2 separate regions of the Homo sapiens genome follow, and region 2 is linked to region 1. Evidence: chromatin loops called from intact Hi-C (ENCODE). Cell type or tissue: heart right ventricle. All regions are shown on one strand. Links, peaks and the distances in the headings refer to the core of each region. The heading gives the core; the rest is flanking DNA. Region 1 has its middle 15 kb from the start of THEMIS2. Region 2 overlaps EYA3 (EYA transcriptional coactivator and phosphatase 3).

Region 1 (10,134 bases), core at 1,284-9,283:
GACTTGCTTGCAGCCCTGCTGGGACCATGTGAACTGCGACATGCCTCAGGCCCAGTCCTGAGCCTTACCAGAATAACTAGGGCCTGAGTCCCAGGTCCATGCTGTCATCCCCTCCAGGTGGGTGCTGGGTTCCAGAGGGGCTACTGCTGCAGCCATCTGTGCGGGGGGCCTCCTCCCTGCTTTCTAAGGAAGCCTGGAGCAGTCAGTTTAGAGGTCTCTCTCCAAGGGAGTGATTCCAGCCACTGGGGGCTGCAGGGGCCAGTGGAGACCTAGAGACCGCCCAGAGGACAGAGAGAGGAGGAGAGGTGGGGAGTGGGCCACCCTCTGCCCTTCCCTGAAACCCTGCCACCTGAGCCCCCTCTTCTTACAGTTTTGTAAGTAGAAGTCCTCAGAATCATCCTCCCCGATGTGGGGGATGTGGCCTCACCCTGTCCCGCTTCCAAGCCTGTGTCCAGGCCAGTCTTGAGCTCCAGGTGTGCACACATCTGCCCTGATTTCTACGGCATAAAGGGCCTCAATCTCAGCACCTTCCCCATAACCTGCCCCTCTCCTGTGTTCCCCTCCACAGTGAATGACACCTCTAAACCCTGGATGCCCAGCCAGAGTCCCCAGAGGCACCTTGGGTCTTCTTCCTTCTCCCTAGACTCTCCAGCGTGGTCCAGGCCACATTGTCTTGCCCTGAGACCATCTCACTGCTAGTCTTCCCACCTCCAGCCTCACCTCCCCGGGACTGTCCCCTCCCTCCCATCTGCTCTTCCTTAAAAAAAAAATTTCATCCTCACATTGTGGTGGCACTAAATACAATTTGCACAAATTCTTCCACAAATATCAAATTAATATGATTTTCCTCTCTGATCTCCTTGCACAACATATTGGAAATTACAATTATTATTAAAACAAAAAATACCTATATATTTATTTATTTGTATATTTATTTATTTAGAGACTGGGTTATTAGACTGGTTAATTTTTGTATTTTTGGTAGAGATGGGTTTTGCCAGGTTGCCCAGGCTGGTCTCGAACTCCTGGATTCAAGCGATCCTCCTGCCTCGACCTCCCAAAGTGCTGGGATACAGGTGTGAGCCACAATGTCCGGCCCCTCTGCTCTTCCTAAATGCAGCTCTGACATATCACCTCCTGCTTCAACACTTCCAGGACTCCCCATGGCCCTCAGGTGAAGTCTGAGCTCCTGATGACGTGGTCTTTCGTGTCCTGGCCTCTGACAACATTCCAGCCTCATCGCTTGCCTTCCTTTTCCAGAACATTCTCTCCGGCCACATCAAAGCACTTGCATTTCCTCAATCCTGAAACACCTCCTCGCTTCCCCAGCCTTTTGCACATGGCTGGAATACTCCTCCCACTCTTTCTTATTTATTTTTTGTATTTTTAGTAGAGGCGGGGTTTCACCATGTTGGCCAGGCTGGTCTTGAATTTCTGACCTCAAGTGATCCACCCACCTCGGCCTCCCAAAGTGCTGGGATACAGGTGTGAGCCACTGCGCCCGGCCTCTCCTCCCAACTCTTGTGCTTGGATAACCTTTATTTATCCCTCAGATCCCAGCCCTGACAGCCCTTTTCCAGCGAAGCCTTCTGGTGGCCAGGCTGGTTAGGCGCTTCCTTGGTTTGCTCCTGTCCCAACATCGATTCATTCATTCAACAAATTTTTATGGCGTGCCAGCGATGTGCTAGGCTGTTCCAGCCATTTTGAATACACTGGGAATCAAAACAGACAACAGCCCCTGCCCCTAGTGGAGCTTACACTCAAGTGAGGGGAGGGGAAAGGCAGACCATAAACAATATGCAGTCAATAAGTAAACGATACCACCGTAGGGTGGTGTGTGGTAGAGGGGATGGTGCTGTGGGAACAGTGGAGCAAGTGGGAGGTCGGGGATAAGGGGTTGGGAGTGAGGAGGGTTGGCCTCATTGAGATGTTAGCCTTGGGGCCAAGACGTTGTCAATGCCCTCCAGCCACAGACTCCCAGGAACAGAGGGGCATCTGAGTAAGTTGGGTTCGTGACTATGTGCTATCATAGGGATAGCACATGCCATGGGAAACTGTGGGGCAACTCAGTAAGCTGTGTTAGAAAGGACTTACAGGATTTGGGTTAGATGACTTTTGAGTGCTTAAGAAAGCAGGGCTTCGGGCTGGGCATGGTGGCTCACGCCTGTAATCCCAGCACTTTGGGACGTTGAGGAGGGTGGATCACTTGAGGTCAGAAGTTCAAGACCAGCCTGGCCAACATGGTAAAACACCGTCTCTAATAAAAATACAAAAAGTAGCTAGGCATGGGGGTGCGTGCCTGTAATCCCAGCTACTCTAGAGGCTGAGGCAAGAGAACTACTAGAACCTGAGAGGTGGAGGTTGCAGTGGGCTGAGATCATGCCACTGTACTTCAGCCTGGGTGACAGTGAGACTCCATCTCAAAGAAAGAAAAAAGAAAGCAGGGCTTCACTCTGGATTGGATGCTGTGCAGAAGCAAGGGTATTTCTATGGCTGAGGACATTAATACATTTTATCTAGAGGGAGGCAAGACTAGACCAAAGCTAGAGCTGTGATCAGTAAGAAGCAACAGCGTCTCCTATGAGCCAGGACAGGGGGATTGTATTCGTTTCTGGGTCCGCTGTAACAAATGACTACAAACTTGGCAGGTTAAAGCAACATAAATGTATCCTCTCACAGTTCTGGAGGCCAGAAATCAAAGTGTTGTAGGGTTGGTTCCTTCTGAAAGCTCTGAGGCAATCCTCGTGCTCCTTGGCTTGTAGACAGATCATTCTAACCTCCACATCTTCCCATGGCCTTTCCTTCTGTGTCCCCGTCTTCTCCTTTTCCAGTTTTTTTTTTTGTTTGTTTGTTTTTTTTGTTTTTTTTTTGAGATGGAGTCTTCCCTGTCGCCCAGGCTGGAATGCAGTGGTGTGATCTTGGCTCACTACAACCTCTGCCTCCTGGGTTCAAGCAATTCTCTTGCGTCAGCGTCCCAAGTAGTTGGGATTACAGGCGCACACCACCATGCCCGGCTAATTGTTTTGTATCTTTAGTAGAGACAGGGTTTCACCATGTTGGCCAGGCTGGTCTCAAACTCCTGACCTCGTGATCCACCCGCCTAGGCCTCCCAAAGTGCTGGGATTACAGGCGTGAGCCACCACTCCCGGCCTCCTTTTCTGTCTCCTATTAGGTCATTCCTGGATTAGGGCCCATCCTAATGCAGGACGATCTCATCTGAAGATCCTTACCTTAATTACACTTGCAAAGATCCTACTTCAACTGTGACATTCTGAGGTCCTGGATGAATGTTTTAGGGCCTACAGGTCAACACCCACTGCAGGGATGATTGGTCCTTTTTGTGGCTTGGACATTGTTCATGTTTTATTTGTGCTCAGACATGACTGTGGAGTGGCCCTGTTTGTGTCGTGATCCATCGTGGTCCCAGGTGGTTTGTCTGTTGCTGATGTCCTGTGAAGTCATTTAGGTTCAGCTGGAGAATACCGAAGCCCCGCTGGGCTCCAGGCGGGCTCCAGGAGGTCAGGGCCTGCTTTTCTCTTTCTCAACGTAGGGACAGGGAGCGAGGGAGCCCTGCTGATGCCTGGGAGAGAGGCCCAGCCACAGGGGCAGGGCAGGCATGTGCCCTGAGGGTGGAAGGAGCAGCCAGAAGCCCATGGGCTATAGGGGAGCGAGCAAGGGGAAGCAGAGAGGTGACGGGAGGGTGACGGCGTGCAGGGCAGGGTGAGGCTGGCTCTCACTCAGAGGGAAATGAGGGGCCGCAGAGAAGCAAACATGACCAACTGTGGAGGGAGCGAGTGTTGGGGGAAGAGCCTGCCTGGAGTAGGTTCAACAGCAAATGGAGGAGAGGAACTAGGGACAGAAAGTGGAGCAGAGAAATGGGAGGGCGGCTGGGGCAGCTGGCGGGGAGTGGAATCAAGAGGGTTTGCTTAATTTTCCATGAAGGAGAGGACAGTAATGGTGAGTCTGGATGCTGCTGCCAGTGACCCAAAGGAGAGGGAGGACTGCTGCCAACAGGATGGGGCACAGTGGGAGCAGATGCCTTGATTGGGGAGGCGGGGATGTGGGGGCCACCGAGGCAGGCAGGCTGGGAGCCGCGGTGAGGGGCTCAGGGGTGCACTTCCTGCTGGTAACCCTGCCCCTGGCTATGGGCGCCAGCCTCTATGGGGAGCTGCCCAGGCCCAACCTGGCACAGCTGTGGAGACTCAGTAGTACTTGAAGCCCCACATACCACAAAGGGGACAGAGATAGAGACAGAGGGGACAGGAACTCGAGAAGGAAAAAAACTCAGGGAACAAAATCCAGAGCCTGTCACAGATGTGGAAAGAGCAGGGGAGGAGCCTGGGCTGGAGACTCCCCTGCACCGTCCCTGCTCCAAAACCTCAGGGCCGGGCTAGAATCCCCACTGCATGGCTTGCCAGGGCTGTGACCTGGGTCTGTGTACCCTGAGCCTCAAGTTCCCCATCTGTAAAATGCAGACACTGCCAACCTCCTCTCAGGGCTGTGCCCGGGGGAATTAAGGAGGTAAGTCACATAAAGTGCCCGGCAGTGAGCCAGATTATCTTCCCTCCCTCTCTCATCTCATGCCCCACAGCCCTGAAGGTCTTTCAAAAGTGGGCACAGGGCCCAGCCTGCTGGCAGAGGCTGGAACTGCACCCATGCCCCTGTTAAAGGTAGAAGCTTCAGCATCCAATTCCCTCCAGGGAACAGGCAATGGTTTTATTCCCTCTCCACAGAGAACATCCAAACTCCACAGGCATTCAAGGACCTTCCCTCCACCCCGGCATATGCCAGACTTTAGTCCACTCTGCCCCATCTGTGCTCCCACAGTAGCCCCTGCGTGGAGCACCCTCCCCTCCACCACGTGGAGACATCCAATGTCATGCTCTTTGAAGCCCCCCCTCCCCTCCCACAGGCAGAACTAACGGAGAACTCTCTCTTCAGTCTTTTTTGTGTGTGTGTGTGATAGAGTCTCGCAGTGTCACCCAGGCTGGAGTGCAGTGGCACGATCTTGCTCACTGCAACCTCTGCCTCCCGAGTAGCTGGCATTACAGGTGTGCGCCACCATGCCCGGGTAATTTTTGTATTTTTAGTAGAGATGGGGGTTTCGCCATGTTGGCCAGGCTAGTCTCGAACTCCTAACCTCAGGTGATCCGCCCGCCTTGGCCTCCCAAAGTGCTGGCATTACAGGTGTGAGCCACTGAGCCCAGCCGTCTTCAGTCTTCTTGAAACACCTGGACTTTTCTCTAGATCTGCTAAGCTGTGAGAAAGAGAGCACTAGAACACCTGCTTGTCTCCCTGCGTGGAGAGATTCATGAGAGGCCAGGGACCCCTTATTCACCTGCTACCCCATGGATTTTCTATCATCTGAACCTGACCATTCACTGCCCGTGCTGAGACCTTCCCAAGGAAGCCTCCCCTGCTCTAGGTGAGGGTGTGTGTGATGTCAGTTTCTCTGCATTTTCCAAAACATCTACCTGAGCATGTCTTTTTTTTTTTTTTTTTTTTTTTTTAAGAAAAATATCCTTCAGTGCCTTCCTGGTAATTCCCTAGCAAAGCTTATAGGGTAGGCTCTCCTCCCCGCTCCCACTCACCAGCCACCCCCATCCCATGTCCTCTTTCCACACCCCTCTCATGGTGGCCCCTCTGCTGGGAAAACCATGGTCCACATGCCTCAGGTAATAAATTCCTATTGCTATTCTCGCCGGCTCCATCCTTCCACTCGAGCTGTCAAGGGTCTAGACAGCATCTGAGTGCCTGGCTGTCTCCCTCTAGGTGAGCCTCTTGTAGTAGCTGGGGTAGCAGGGGTGGTGCACTTCCATAGGCCCAAGTCATAGACGTCTGATCCATCCAAGTTGAATGAAGCAAGTCCTCACTGCCATAGTTTGCTCATTTGCAAAATGAAGGGTCTAGACAGAACCTCCCAGGTCTCTTTTGACTCTGAAATTCTGACCTATATTTAGTAGTGGGCATATTTTAGGCAAACGGTCATCAAACAGCTGATCCTGGGCCAGGATCCCCTGGGGAACGGGCCGTTCAGTCAGTAGATGTCTTTCTCCACAGGATTTGCCACCGTCTCCCCCCCGGGGAGGGGAACATGGGTCTCCCTTCCCTTCTCAGCAGGTGGCCCACCAGTAGGCACAGGATTTCGGGGAAACCAGCAGTCAATTCTCATCCGGGGTGGGCCTGTGTCCCAAGATAGGGACAGGCTGTGTCCCTCAGCAGCACTGTGCTCACATGAGTATGAGGCCACTGCTGATCCTGGGAGTGAACAGAAGGGGCTCATCCATCTGTATTGTCATCCAGAGCTAATTAGGGTAACAGGCAGTTGAGCCCCATCTTGGAGTGCTCATCTCTGAGGGCACCTAAAACATAATTGGAATCAGAAGTATGGCGCCAGCTAAGCCAGGTTTCCACACATACATGCCTCCCCAGTTCTGCTTCCGCTTAACCGGGCCCTTAAAGTACATGAAATATCAGCCGGGGGCCATGGCTCACGCCTGTAATCCCAGCACTTTGGGAGGCTGAGGCAGGCAGATCACCTGAGGTCAGGAGTTTGAGACCAGCCTGGCCAACATGGCAAAACCCCACCTCTACTAAAAACACAAAAATTAGCTGGGCATGGTGGCTGGTGCCTGTAGTCCCAGCTACTCGGGAGGTTGAGGCAGGAGAGTCGCTTGAACCAGGAAGCGGAGGTTGCAGTGAGCCGAGATCGCACCACTGCACTTCAGCCTGGGGGACAGAGTGAGACTTTTGTCTCAAAAAAAAAAAAAAAAAAAAAAAAAAAATCCTTGCAGGTATGTATATTCTGTTGTGCCTTCTTTGAAATGCCAATCCAAGTTTCACTCTGCAACTCAGATTCTGAAAGCAAGAATGCATGGTGGCTCAGTGGCTCACGCCTGTAATCCCAGCACTTTGGGAGGCCGACGCAGGCGGATCACGAGGTCAGGAGTTTAAGACCAGCCTGGCCAATACAGTGAAACCCCATCTCTACTAAAAATACAAAAATTAGCCAGACGTGGTGGTGCGTACCTGTAATCCCAGGTACTTAGGAGGCTGAGGCAGGAGAATTGCTTGAACCTGGGAGGCGGAGGTTGCAGTGAGTCGAGACCGTGCCACTGTGCTCCAGCCTGGGTGACAGAGCAAGACTCTGTCTCAAAAAAAAAAAAAAAGAAAAAGAAAAAAAATGCATGGCATAACCTTCTCATCAGGAAGGACTTCATCTCAGCTATATCTAACATACTTTAACACACTTCCAGTAAGTTGTTCAGTTTGGACATCTTTTAAAGAACTACAAAACAGGCCAGACTCGGTGGCTCACGCCTGTAATCCCAGCACTCTGGGAGGCCAAGGCAGTTGGATCACCTGAGGGCCGAAGTTCGAGACCAGCCCGGCCAACATGGTGAAACCCCGTCTCCACTAAAAATACAAAAACTAAAGGGTGTGCCACCTATGGACCAAGCATATCCCCACCTTAAACTCTGGATTCAGACTAGAGTTTCAATCCTGTCTTCAGTACAGGGGGCTCATAGGGAAGTTTGTTTAGTCTCAGTCTCAGTTTTCTCATCTATAAAATGGGGATAAAAACAGAATTCCTCTTGGGGCTATGAGAATTAGATGACGTGCTGTAAATGGATACATGGTAGGTAGGTAGGCAGGTGCTTAGTGATTGTTCACCACTACCAACAGTACCATCTTCACTAAAACGAGAGGAAGGTATTGTCCTGATGAGGACACTCATTTTTTTTTTTTTTTTTTTAATTTATTTTTTTATTGATAATTCTTGGGTGTTTCTCACAGAGGGGGATTTGGCAGGGTCATGGGACAATAGTGGAGGGAAGGTCAGCAGATAAACAAGTGAACAAAGGTCTCTGGTTTTCCTAGGCAGAGGACCCTGCGGCCTTCCGCAGTGTTTGTGTCCCTGATTACTTGAGATTAGGGATTGGTGATGACTCTTAACGAGCATGCTGCCTTCAAGCATCTGTTTAACAAAGCACATCTTGCACCGCCCTTAATCCATTTAACCCTGAGTGGACACAGCACATGTTTCAGAGAGCACAGGGTTGGGGGTAAGGTCACAGATCAACAGGATCCCAAGACAGAGGAATTTTTCTTAGTGCAGAACAAAATGAAAAGTCTCCCATGTCTACTTCTTTCTACACAGACACGGCAACCATCCGATTTCTCAATCTTTTCCCCGCCTTTCCCGCCTTTCTATTCCACAAAGCCGCCATTGTCATCCTGGCCCGTTCTCAATGAGCTGTTGGGCACACCTCCCAGACGGGGTGGTGGCTGGGCAGAGGCGCCCCTCACCTCCCGGACGGGGCGGCTGGCCGGGCGGGGGGGGCTGACCACCCCCACCTCCCTCCCGGACGGGGCGGCTGGCCGGGCAGAGGGGCTCCTCACTTCCCAGTAGGGGCGGCCGGGCAGAGGCGCCCCTCACCTCCCGGACGGGGCCACTGGCCGGGCAGGGGGGCTGACCCCCCCCACCTCCCTCCCGGACGGGGCGGCTGGCTGGGTGGGGGGCTGACCCCCCCACCTCCCTCCCGGACGAGGCGGCTGGCCGGGCGTGGGGCTGACACCCCCACCTCCCTCCTGGACAGGGCAGCTGGCCGGGCGGGGGGCTGACCCCCCCACCTCCCTCCCGGATGGGGCGGCTGGCCGGGCGGGGGGCCGACCCCCCCACCTCCCTCCCGGACGGGGCGGCTGGCCGGGCAGAGGGGCTCCTCACTTCCCAGTAGGGGCGGCCGGGCAGAGGCGCCCCTCAACTCCCAGACGGGGCGGCTGGCCGGGCGGAGGGCTGACCCCCCCACCTCCCTCCCGGACAGGGCGGCTGGCCGGGCGGGGGGGCTGACCCCCCCACCTCCCTCCCGGACGAGGCGGCTGGCCGGGCGTGGGGCTGACCCCCCCACCTCCCTCCCGGACGAGGCGGCTGGCCGGGCGGGGGGGCTGACCCCCCCACCTCCCTCCCGGACGAGGCGGCTGGCCGGGCGTGGGGCTGACCCCCCCACCTCCCTCCCGGACAGGGCGGCTGGCCGGGCGGGGGGGCTGACCCCCCCACCTCCCTCCCGGACGAGGCGGCTGGCCGGGCGTGGGGCTGACCCCCCCACCTCCCTCCCGGACGAGGCGGCTGGCCGGGCGTGGGGCTGACACCCCCACCTCCCTCCTGGACAGGGCAGCTGGCCGGGCGGGGGGCTGACCCCCCCACCTCCCTCCCGGATGGGGCGGCTGGCCGGGCGGGGGGCCGACCCCCCCACCTCCCTCCCGGACGGGGCGGCTGGCCGGGCAGAGGGGCTCCTCACTTCCCAGTAGGGGCGGCCGGGCAGAGGCGCCCCTCAACTCCCAGACGGGGCGGCTGGCCGGGCGGAGGGCTGACCCCCCCACCTCCCTCCCGGACAGGGCGGCTGGCCGGGCGGGGGGGCTGACCCCCCCACCTCCCTCCCGGATGGGGCGGCTGGCCGGGCAGAGGGGCTCCTCACTTCCCAGTAGGGGCGGCCGGGCAGAGGCACCCCTCACCTCCCAGACGGGGCGGCTGGCCGGGCGGGGCGCTGACCCCCCCACCTCCCTCCTGGACGGGGCGGCTGGCCAGGCGGGGGGCTGACCCCCCCACCTCCCTCCCGGACGGGGCGGCTGGCCGGGTGGGGGGGCTGACCCCCCCATCTCCCTCCCGGACGGGGTGGCTGGCCGGGCTGAGGGGCTCCTCACTTCCCAGTAGGGGCGGCCGGGCAGAGGCGCCCCTCACCTCCCGGACGGGGCGGCTGGCCGGGCGGGGGGCTGACCCCCCCACCTCCCTCCTGGACGGCACGGCTGGCCGGGCGGGGGGGCTGACCCCCCACCTCCCTCCCGGATGAGGCGGCTGGCCGGGCGGGGGGCTGACCCCCCCCACCTCCCTCCCAGACGGGGTGGCTGCCGGGCGGAGACGCTCCTCACTTCCCAGATGGGGTGGCTGCCGGGCGGAGGGGCTCCTCACTTCTCAGACGGGGTGGTTGCCAGGCAGAGGGTCTCCTCACTTCTCAGACGGGGCGGCCGGGCAGAGACGCTCCTCACCTCCCAGACGGGGTCTCGGCCGGGCAGAGGCGCTCCCCACATCTCAGACGATAGGCGGCCGGGCAGAGAGGCTCCTCACTTCCTAGATGT
Region 2 (10,134 bases), core at 1,043-9,042, 120 kb before region 1:
AGTAGTGGCTCTAGAGTTATATGGACTTCAGAGGATTTATAAGATTCATAAGAGAAATTATATCTATTTTATATGCAGATGGAAACGATCCACTAGATGAGGAAAAATAATAACGGTGCTTATTGTGTGCTAGGCAACGCCAAGGCACTAGGAATACAGCAGTGACAAAAGTCCTCTGTCCTCATGGAACTTACCTTCGATCAGTGGTGCTAAGATAACTGGATTATCCATATAGGAAAAAAGGCAGAATTGTTTTCCTTCTTTATGTTATATGCAAAAATAAATTACAGGTAGATTAAAAACTTACCGCAAAAGGTAAGTTTTTTAATTTTTAGGAGAAAATATAGAAGAGTATCTGTGTGATCTTAAGGTGAGGATGGGCCTCTTTTAAGAATCAAAAGATAGTATAAAAAGCAAAAAAAAAAAATCATTGATTGCATGGAACTTTTAATTTTACATACAGTTAAATATAACAAAGTGACAAGCTGGGCACATGCCTTTAATTCCAGCACTTTGGGAGGCCAAGGCATCACTTGAGGCCAGGAGTTCAGGACCATCGTGGGTAACATAGTGAGGCCCCATCTCTACAAAAATAAAAATAAAAATTAGCCGGGTGTGGTGGTGAGTGCCTGTAATCCCAGCTACTCAAGAGGCTAAGGCGGGAGGATCACTTGAGCCCAAGAGTTCAAGGAGGCTGCAGTGAGCTGTGACTGTGCCACTGCACTGCACTTTAGCCTGGGCAACAGAAGGAGACCTTGTCTCTTGAAAAAAGGTAACAAGACAAGCCCACATTTTGGGATAAGGTATTTACAACACATTTAATTGGCAGTTAGAATACAGAATCTATGAAGAACTGCCAGGCTTAATGGCTCATGCCTGTAATCCCAGCACTTTGGGAGGCCGAGGTGGGTGGATCACCTGAGGTCAGGAGTTTGAGAGCAGCCTGACCAACATGGTGAAACCCTGTCTCTACTAAAAATACAAAATTAGCTGGGCGTGGTGGCACACGCCTGTAATCCTAGCTACTGGGGAGACTGAGGCAGGAGAATCGCTTGAGTGGGGGAGGCAGAGGTTGCAGTAAGCCAAGATTGCGCCATTGCACTCCAGCCTGGGCAACGAGCGAAACTCCATCTCAAAAGAAAAAGAATGCAGAATCTATAAAGAATTCCTGCAAATCAGTAAGCAAGAGACAATTTTGAATATAGAAAAATAGGCAAAAACCTTGAAACAACCAGTTTGCCGAAGAGGAAAACAAAACTGTCAGTAAATATATGAATAAGTCCTTAACCTCACAAATTAAGGAACTGCAAATCAAGAAAATGCAAATTTAAATGTGGTACATTCTCCAACCATCAGATAGACAAAAACTTAAATCTAACAATGTAATGGGAACTCTGCCTCTGCAAGTGGGATTGAAAATGGATATAACCTGCTTTGGAGAACGTTAATGTCTAATGAAGTTTGAGGTGTACATAACCCTATGATCATGCAATTCCACTTTTAAGATATATATATACTTTAGAGCAGGGGTCTGCAAATTACAGTCCATGGGCTAAATCCTACCCTCTGGCTGTTTGTGTAAGTTTTTATTGAAACCGTGCCCACTTATTTATATAGCTGCTTTCACACTACAGTAGCAGAGCTGAATAGTTGCAACAGGGACCATAGGGCCTGCAAAGCCTAAAATATATACTATATACTCTCTGACTCTTTACAGAAAAAGTTTGCTAACCTCTACCTTTGAGTAATTCTTACATGTACAAGGAGACATGTACAAGGATTTTTTTGATGCACACTTGCTTATCATAGAAAATAATTGGTCTGTAAACCTGTCCATGAACAGAAAATTGATAGATATATTCAAACAACAGAATGCTATATTGCAGTTAAAAGTGGATTAAGTAAAATTACATATACTCATAAGGATTAATATTAAAAACAATAGGCCAAGCGCGGTGGCTCACGCCTGTAATCCCAGCACTTTGGGAGGCCAGGGTGGGTGGATCACCTGCCTGGCCAACATGGTGAAACCCCATCTCTGCAAAAAATACAAAAATTAGCTGGGCATGGTGGTGTGCGCCTGTAATCCCAGCTCCTCGGGGGCCTGAGAATAGCTTGAACCCAGGAGGCGGAGATTATAGTGAGCCAAGATTGCACCACTGCACTCCAGCCTGGACAACAGAGCAAGACTCTGTCTCAAAAAAAAAGAAAAACTGATGAACAAAAAACATTGCAGACAGATAAATGTACAGTATGTAATATCTATATAAAGATTTAAAATATTTACATTTTAGGAGTACTTGAAAAGTTTTGTTCTGTAATGTCTTGATTTTTTTTTTTTTTTAATCTAGAGCAACTATAAGGGTCAGGTGGAGTGGCTCACGCCTGTCATCCCAGGGCTTTGGGTGGCTGAGGTGGGAGAATCACTTGAGACCAGGAGTTTGAGATCAGCCTGGACAACATAGTCAGACCCCATCTCTACAAAAAAAATTTTTTTAATTAGCCAGGTGTGGCCAGGAGCCGTGGCTCATGCCTGTAATCCTAGCACTTTGGGAGGCCGAGGCAGGTGGATTGCCTGAGCTCAGGAGTTCAAGACCACCCTGGGCATCACGGTGAAACCCAGTCTCTACTAAAATTAGCTGGGCATGGTGGCGGGCACCTGTAGTCCTGGCTACTTAGGAGGCTGAGGCACGAGAATTGCTTGCGCCTGGGAGGCGGAGGTTGCAGTGAGCCAAGATCACGCCACTGCACTCCAGTCTGGGCAACAGAGAAAGACTCTGTCTCAAAAAAAAAAAAAAAAAAATTAGCCAGGTGTGATGGCTTGTACCTACAATCCTAGGTACTCTGGAGGCTAAGGTGGGAGGAGCACTTCAGCCCACAAGTTTGAGGCTGCAGTGAGCTATGATTGTGCCACTGTACTTCAGCCTGGATGGCATAGCAAGACTTTGTCTCATAAATAAGTAAATAAATACAGCAACTGTGAAGTGTTAAGATTTTACAAAGCTTCGTTGGTGGTAGGCATTTTTTTCTTTTTTTTTTTTTTTTGAGACAGGGTCTCACCAGGCTAGAGTTCAGTGATCACGACTCACTACAGCCTCGACCTCCCTGGCTCAAGCAACCCTCCCACCTCAGCTTTTCGAGTAGCTTGGGATTATAGATGCACACCGCCATGCCTAACTTTTCCTATTTTTTGTAGAAATGGGGTCTCACTTTGTTGTCAAGGCTGGTAATTCTCCATGCTTTTTTGTATGGTTGAATTATTTCATTTACAAGGGATTGGGTGGAAGGGAACATATATGAAAGCGCTCCCTTCAGATATTGTTCCTGCTGCCGGTTGCTTTATGTATATCATAGGAACCCAGAGCACTCACTGAGCCTCCCACATCTGAAAGACAGATTTTCTGTAGTGCTTATTATACTGAGACCTGGCACCCGCAGGCTCATCAGGCTAATGGAAATGATCTCATTCCCTCTGTCAGTAAGTGTGCTTATTTGGTATTTTTCCTCAGTCTCAGTTCATCCAGAGCTAATTTGCAAAGCTGCAGTGGGATCTGGTGCTATGGTAACCACAGTAGGAGGCTTGAGGCTTTTCTTCACAGAACTGTGAAATGGGAGCAAGGAGAAGAAATACTTTTTCACTTCCTCTGAAATGATAGCAAAATATGGTTCTCTTAATGGCCATTCTGTGATTTGGGGACATTAAAGAGAATTCTCAAAATAATTTCTGAAAATGTCAGAAGTTTTTTTTGTTTTGGGGGGTTTTCTTGAGACAGGGTCTCACTCTGGTACCTAGGCTGGAGTGCAGTGGCACGATTATAGCCCATTGCAACCTTAACCTTCCCACGCTCAAGCGATCCACCCACATCAGCCTCCTGAGTAGCCAGGACTTCAGGCGTGTTCCACCACCATACCCAGCTAATTTTTTAATTTTTTGTAGGGAAAAGGTCCCACTGTGTTGCCCAAGCTAATCTCAAACTCTTGTGCTCAAGTAATCCTCCTGCCTTAGGCCTCCCAAAGTGCTGGGATTGCAGACTTGAGCCACCGCTCCTGGCTAGAAATATTTTAATAGAGAAAACCCAGGGACTAATATTCTCCAAAGATTTGGCTGATCTTACAGTTCACCAGCTTCAATTGCTTGACATATGGTAAACTGATTAATCATTGGCCTCATCCTCCTGAACAGGAAAGCTCATATCCAGAAATGGAAGTATTTTACCAACTGTATTGGAGTGAGTCCTGTTTTCATGGAGCTGCTTCTTTACTTTGAGCTGTTAATAACTCTCTTGGCCTCTTAATCCTTTTAAAGGAGACATTACAGAGTATATTTCATCCTTGATCATTGCATGCCAGGACAGTGAAAATGTCTGTGTTCTTATCCTCAAAATATGAGTTACTGCCTTTGTTGAGTCTTACAAGAAAGTCAAACTGACTCACTTAAAAAAGTTTTTTGCTACAGACAGATCATAGTAGACTGTGCATCTGGTGGAGGTTGGCTTAGTTTGTAAAGCTGTAATGGGTGAAATGGAATTAAAGAACTCTTCAACACCATGAACATAATAAGAATTTATTATTAGTTGAATGGTTTAATGTTTGAACTGAATTGAGGCATAAGACCTGGACTACAGTCCTCCACTGAATCATTTGTGAGATTAATATGAATTTACTCAGCAAACATTGATTGAATCCCTCATATGAATGTAAGGCATGACAATTCTATTGTAAAATATTAGCACTAAAAGAGACCCAAGTGCACCTAAGCCAAGCCTTGTATTGTAAGTGGCCAGCTGAGCCCAGAGTGATCTAGTGTCTGGTCCAGTTGACTAGTCCGTCTGTTTTGAAGTGCCACTGGGTTAAGGATGTCAAAGATTTGCAGTTACATATCTGCACAACTTCTGTGCCAAGTAGGACTTCTGCGTATGGAAGTATAAGTTCTGGCCAATTATGTTACAGTTATCTTAGATTTGTATATTTATATATTACAGTGATTTTCCAGCAGATGGCAGTCAAATGTCTTGAGGAAGAGGCAGCTTTATCTTATTTACACAGGAACCCTGGTGCTAAGTCACTCTGTTGGGCAAGGGGAAAGAACAAGAAGGTTAATAGAGCAGGATGAAGAAGAAAGCCAAAGTTAGGACCTTGTTTAACTGAAGAAGGTGGCAGAAGCAGGGAGATAAAAAGAGCAAGGGATATAACTTCTTTTTATTTATACAAATAAAGTATCTTTCCCACAGCAGTATGATCTGTGTATGTTTTAGGTGTTGGTTGCAGATGGGATTTGAGTTTTGATACACTGCCATGTTTCTCAAAACTGTCTGCAGTTCTGAGAAATGGATTTAAATCACCCATTTCCCAAGGTCAATTTCAGTGATGCAGTATCTTGGTTACAACTACAAGGTATAGTAAGTAAGGAGGTTCCAGATATGACAAATGTTGATGCCATATTTATTGGTCACTGTTCTCAGTTCTATTCTGGGGCTGTTCTCTCACTGAAAGACGTAAGGCCTATACCCAGGACTGTTTCTGGGAAATGAAGAATTGGAGGGAAATGGCTTTTTGTTTGTTATTGTTTCTAACAAGAAATCAGGGCCTTGTGTTTTCACTTCTCTTTTCTACCCTAAAACATTTCACCCCAAAAATCATTCATTCATTATGACACAATGACCAGAGCCTAGATTTGGAGTCAGGGGCCCCAAGTTCTAGCTACTTGCTTGTTTGTGATCTAGGGGCAAGTCACTAAACCTATTAATCTTTCCCATTTATAGAAATTCCCTCACACTAAGATCTTAGGGACTTCACCCTCAACGTGAAGGTTAAAATAAGTTTTTGGGTTGTTTGTTTGTTTGTTTTGAGACAGAGTTCGCTCTTGTTGCCCAGGCTGGAGTGCGATGGCATGATCTCGGCTCACTGCAACCTCCGCCTCCCGGGTTCAAGCGATTCTCCTGCCTCAGCCTCCCCAGTAGCTGGGATTACAGGCACGCGCCGCCATGCCCAGCTAATTTTGTTTTTTAGTAGAGACGGGGTTTCTCCATGTTGGTCAGGCTGGTCTCAAATTCCCGACCTCAGGTGATTCGCCCGCCTCGGTCTCCCAAAGTGCTGGGATTACAGGCTTGAGCCACCATGCCCGGCCAAGTTATTTTAATGGCACAACTTCACATTCTTTGGGCAGAGGGTCTACTGGATCTCTAGCTCCCATCCCTACTCCCCAGCAAGCAAACTACATGGGCTGTCACTTAGTCCACCTAAGCACAGGCAGGTGAACCTAGCAGCAGCCCTCTTCTTTGGTTTTGAAAAGAAGAGAAGAGTATTCTAACAGGAAATTTCTTTTTCTCATCAGGTAAGGAGAGCTGCTTTGAGAGAATTGTGTCAAGGTTTGGAAAGAAAGTCACATATGTAGTGATTGGAGATGGACGAGATGAAGAAATTGCAGCCAAACAGGTAACCATGGTAAAGAAAAATAGTCTATGTGGTTGTACATCGAGTAATGAGAAAAATGGGAAAAACTACAAAATCTTAGCAATCTATTATGCATTTATAATATTTTCTCTTTCTTCCTCTCCCATTTTTCTTTAAAGAAAAAGAGGGTCTTTTTTTTCTCCAGATGGAGTTTTTCCTCTTAAGTTTTTAGATCCATCCCTTCCTCTTCCTCCCTGTCACTCAAGAATCTTAAAATCTTTAAGCCCTTCTACAGGGATCCCATCATTAAACCTGAGATGTGCCCCATCTTCCATCTTCAAAGACAGTGCCTTCTCAAGCATCAGACTTGACTGCAAAAAGGCTAATCATTCTTTCTTTTCCATGCTTCAAGTTCTCAGACAGTACAACCAATAGCTGTTTCTGTAGAGAAAGTCTTTCCTGCCTTTGAGCCCTGGAAAGATTGTTCTGATGTTAACCCCACCACTATACAGGTCCCAACTTCAGGTCACCCCTTCTTTTTTTCTTTTTTCTTTTTTTTTCTGTTTTTGAGATAGAGTCTCACTCTATCTCCCAGGCTGGAATGCAGTGGCACAGTCTTGGCTCACTGCAACCTCCGCCTCCTGGGTTCAAGCAATTTTCCTTCCTCAGCCTCCCAAGTGGCTGGGACTACAGGCACCCGCCACCATGCCCAACTAATTTTTGTATTTTTAGTAGAGACGGGGTTTCCCGTATTGGCCAGGCTGGTCTCGAACTCCTGACCTTGTGATCCGCCTGCCTCGGCCTCCCAAAGTGCTGGGATTACAGGTTTGAGCCACCACGCCTGGCCCAGGTCACCCCTTCTTAATATAGGAAACAATAGATGAAAGAGTCTTGGCTATAGAACTTAAAATCCCATCTGTGTCTCAGCTATGTGAATTTGAACAATTATCCTCTTTGAGTATCCTCATCTGCTAAATGGATCTGTAGAAGTTCTTTCCCTCCCTATCCCAATTTATTTTCTTCCAGCAACTCTATTTCTTAGACATGGAGGCATTGGGTTGCCAGCTAGAACCAACTGCCCTGATACTCTTCATCCAGTTAAGTGGAAACCTTAGCAACTATAATAAACTATGAGATTGGTAATCAGTTGGCATTATTATCTCATGTTTTCATTTGTCACTTTATGTAGCAATTCAGGGATCCTTATTTTTTCACATATGTTATGAAGCTTTGATTCTAAAGTGCTTCTTGTTGCCCTCTTTGGGAAAGACACTAGTGGGTGTAGGCATCAATGTTTCCTGGTCTGAAGAAGGGTATGGGGGAGAGAACAACTCATCAGCAGAGTTGGTAACTCTGAGCTAATGTCTTTAATCATCTACAACAGAATACATCCATTGAGGCTGGGCACGGTGGCTCATGCCTATAATCCTAGCACTTGGGGAGGCTGAGGCAGGCAAATCACCTGAGGTCAGGAGTTCGAGACTAGCCTGGCCAACATGGTGAAATCCCGTCTCTACTAAAAATATAAAAATTAGCCGGGCATGGTGGTGCACTCCTGTAATCCCAGCTACTCGGGAGGCTGAGGCACAAGAATTGCTTGAACCCTGAAGGCGGAGGTTGCAGTGAGCCGAGATCGTGCCACTGCACTCCAGCCTGGGCAACAGAACAAGACCCTGTCTCAAAAAAAACAAACAAAGTATATACCAATTGGAAAATGCCTTAGCACTTTATCCAGTTCAACCTATACTCTGTGAAGGATATTTTCTGCAGCCTTTCTGACAGAAGTCTCTCTAGTCCTTGCTTGAATATGCCCAAGGATGAGGACACTGGTTCCCAGTAGCCTATTCCACCGTGGGATCAACCAAGCTGTTAGGGTGTTCCCCCTTCCACTGAGCAAAAATTTCTCTACCTTCACATACTAGTCTGGCATTCTTTTTTTTGTTTTGTTTTGTTTTTGAGATGGAGTCTCACTCCATCGCCCAGGCTGGAGTGCAGTGGCATGATCTTGGCTCACTGCAGCCTCCGCCTCCTGGGTTCAAGCGATTCTCGTACCTCAGCCTCCCAAGTAGCTGGGACTACAGGTGCACACCACCACTCCCAGCTAATTTTTGTACTTTTAGTAGAGACAGGGTTTTGCCATTTTGGCCAGGCTGGTCTCAAACTCCTGACTTCAGGTGATCCACCCACCTCAGACTCCCAAAGTGCTGGGATTGCAGGCATGAGCCACTGCACCTGGCCTCTAGTCTGGCATTCTTGAACATAACAAGTCGGTTTCCTCTTCTGTATGTTAATAGCCTTTTAAATATTATGTGTGAGCAGCTGTCTTGAAAAACAACTAGGGTATATGCCAAAATAACTGTGTTCTAGGACCTCAATATTCTGAGTAACTTGGAACCAGTTTCAACTAGATGATAGGAAAGTTAATCTCCTCAGCTTCATAGAACATGGTTTCCAATACTTGGATTTATCAAAGCCCTCCTTTAAAATATGGCCTCCACATGAGAATCACCTAAACCTGGGAGTGGAGGTTGCAGTGAGCTGAGATAGCACCACTGCACCCCAGCCTGGGCAAAAGAGTGAGACTCTGTCTCAAAAAATATAAAAAATTAATTTAATTTAATTTAAAAATATCGGCCGGGCACGGTGGCTCACGCCTGTAATCCCAACACTTTGGGAGGCCAAGACGGGCGATCATGAGGTCAGGAGATCAAGACCATCCTGGCTAACACGGTGAAACCCCATCTCTACTAAAAATGTAAAAAATTAGCCGGGTGTGATGGCAGGCACCTGTAGTCCCAGCTACTCGGGAGGCTGAGGCAGGAGAATGGCGTGAACCCGGGAGGCGGAGCTTGCAGTGAGCTGAGATCGTGCCACTGCACTCCAGCCTGGGCGACAGAGTGAGACTCTGTCTCAAAAAAAAAAAAAAAATATGGCCTCCAGGCACAGTGGCTCATGCCTGTAATCCCTAGCACTTTGGGAGGCCAAGGTGGGAGGATTGCTTGAGCCCAGGAGTTCAAGACCAACCTGGACAATATAGTGAGGCTTCATCTCTACAAAAAATAAAGAATTAGCCAGGCATAGTGTCACATGCCTTTAGTCCCAGCTACTTGGGAGGCTGAGGTGGGAGGATCACTTGAGCTCAGGAGGTCAAGGCTGCAGTGAGCCATGTTCATACCACTACACTCCAGCCTGGGTGACAGAATGAGAGCCTGTCTCAAAATAAAATAAAAAGTAAAATATGGCCTCCAGAACAGCACACAGTTTTCTGGACATGATTTTGACTACATAATATAATGGGATTATTATTTCCCAGATCTGTACATTCTCCATCTTGGACATAGATAAGATTTAGGTGTTGCAGTTCTGAAACTTACAAGAAATTGACCATCCATGAGACAGTATAATCTTATATCAAATACTAATTTTTCACCTGGGCCATTTTATTTGATCCTTAAGACCCTGTATGATAACTGGAATGCCTGTAGTTCCAGCTACTCAGGATGCTGGAGTAAGAGGATTACCTGAGACCAGGGGTTCAAGGCCACAGTAAGCTATAATCACACCACTGCACTCCAGCCTGGGTGACACAGCAAGACCCTGTCTTCAAAATAATAGCTAGAACAGGTAATCTCTCAAAAGCACAAAGTACCACTGAAACCTATTTAAAATTTCTCACATTTCTAAAGTGTGCAATGTACAAGGTCCTTATGCATATGATTATTTGATCATTATAACAGCCCT

What was found. Peaks named below come from ENCODE experiments on the same cell type or tissue, not always from the same donor. Only the 100,000 strongest peaks of a DNase experiment are listed, where the experiment ranks them.
Region 2: it touches region 1 in a loop (13-fold over the local background); 90 of 110 quality-filtered maps call a loop at or near these places.

Annotation. Positions count from the first base shown.
Region 1 is chr1:27,852,716-27,862,849 of GRCh38, reverse strand. No RefSeq gene overlaps it. Among named protein-coding and RNA genes, the nearest start is that of THEMIS2, 15 kb to the left of the region's middle. RefSeq lists an enhancer at 6,018-6,312. In heart right ventricle, for the core only: a CTCF peak has its summit at 4,645; a DNase peak (open chromatin) is centred at 4,569.
Region 2 is chr1:27,974,675-27,984,808 of GRCh38, reverse strand. It overlaps EYA3 (EYA transcriptional coactivator and phosphatase 3), which reads left to right. Exons shown (of 18, transcript NM_001990.4): 17 at 6,335-6,435. Among named protein-coding and RNA genes, the nearest start is that of XKR8, 20 kb to the right of the region's middle. RefSeq lists a silencer at 1,565-1,765. In heart right ventricle, for the core only: a CTCF peak has its summit at 5,011 (motif pointing right); no DNase peak of the experiment used is centred there; H3K27ac peaks cover 1,165 bases.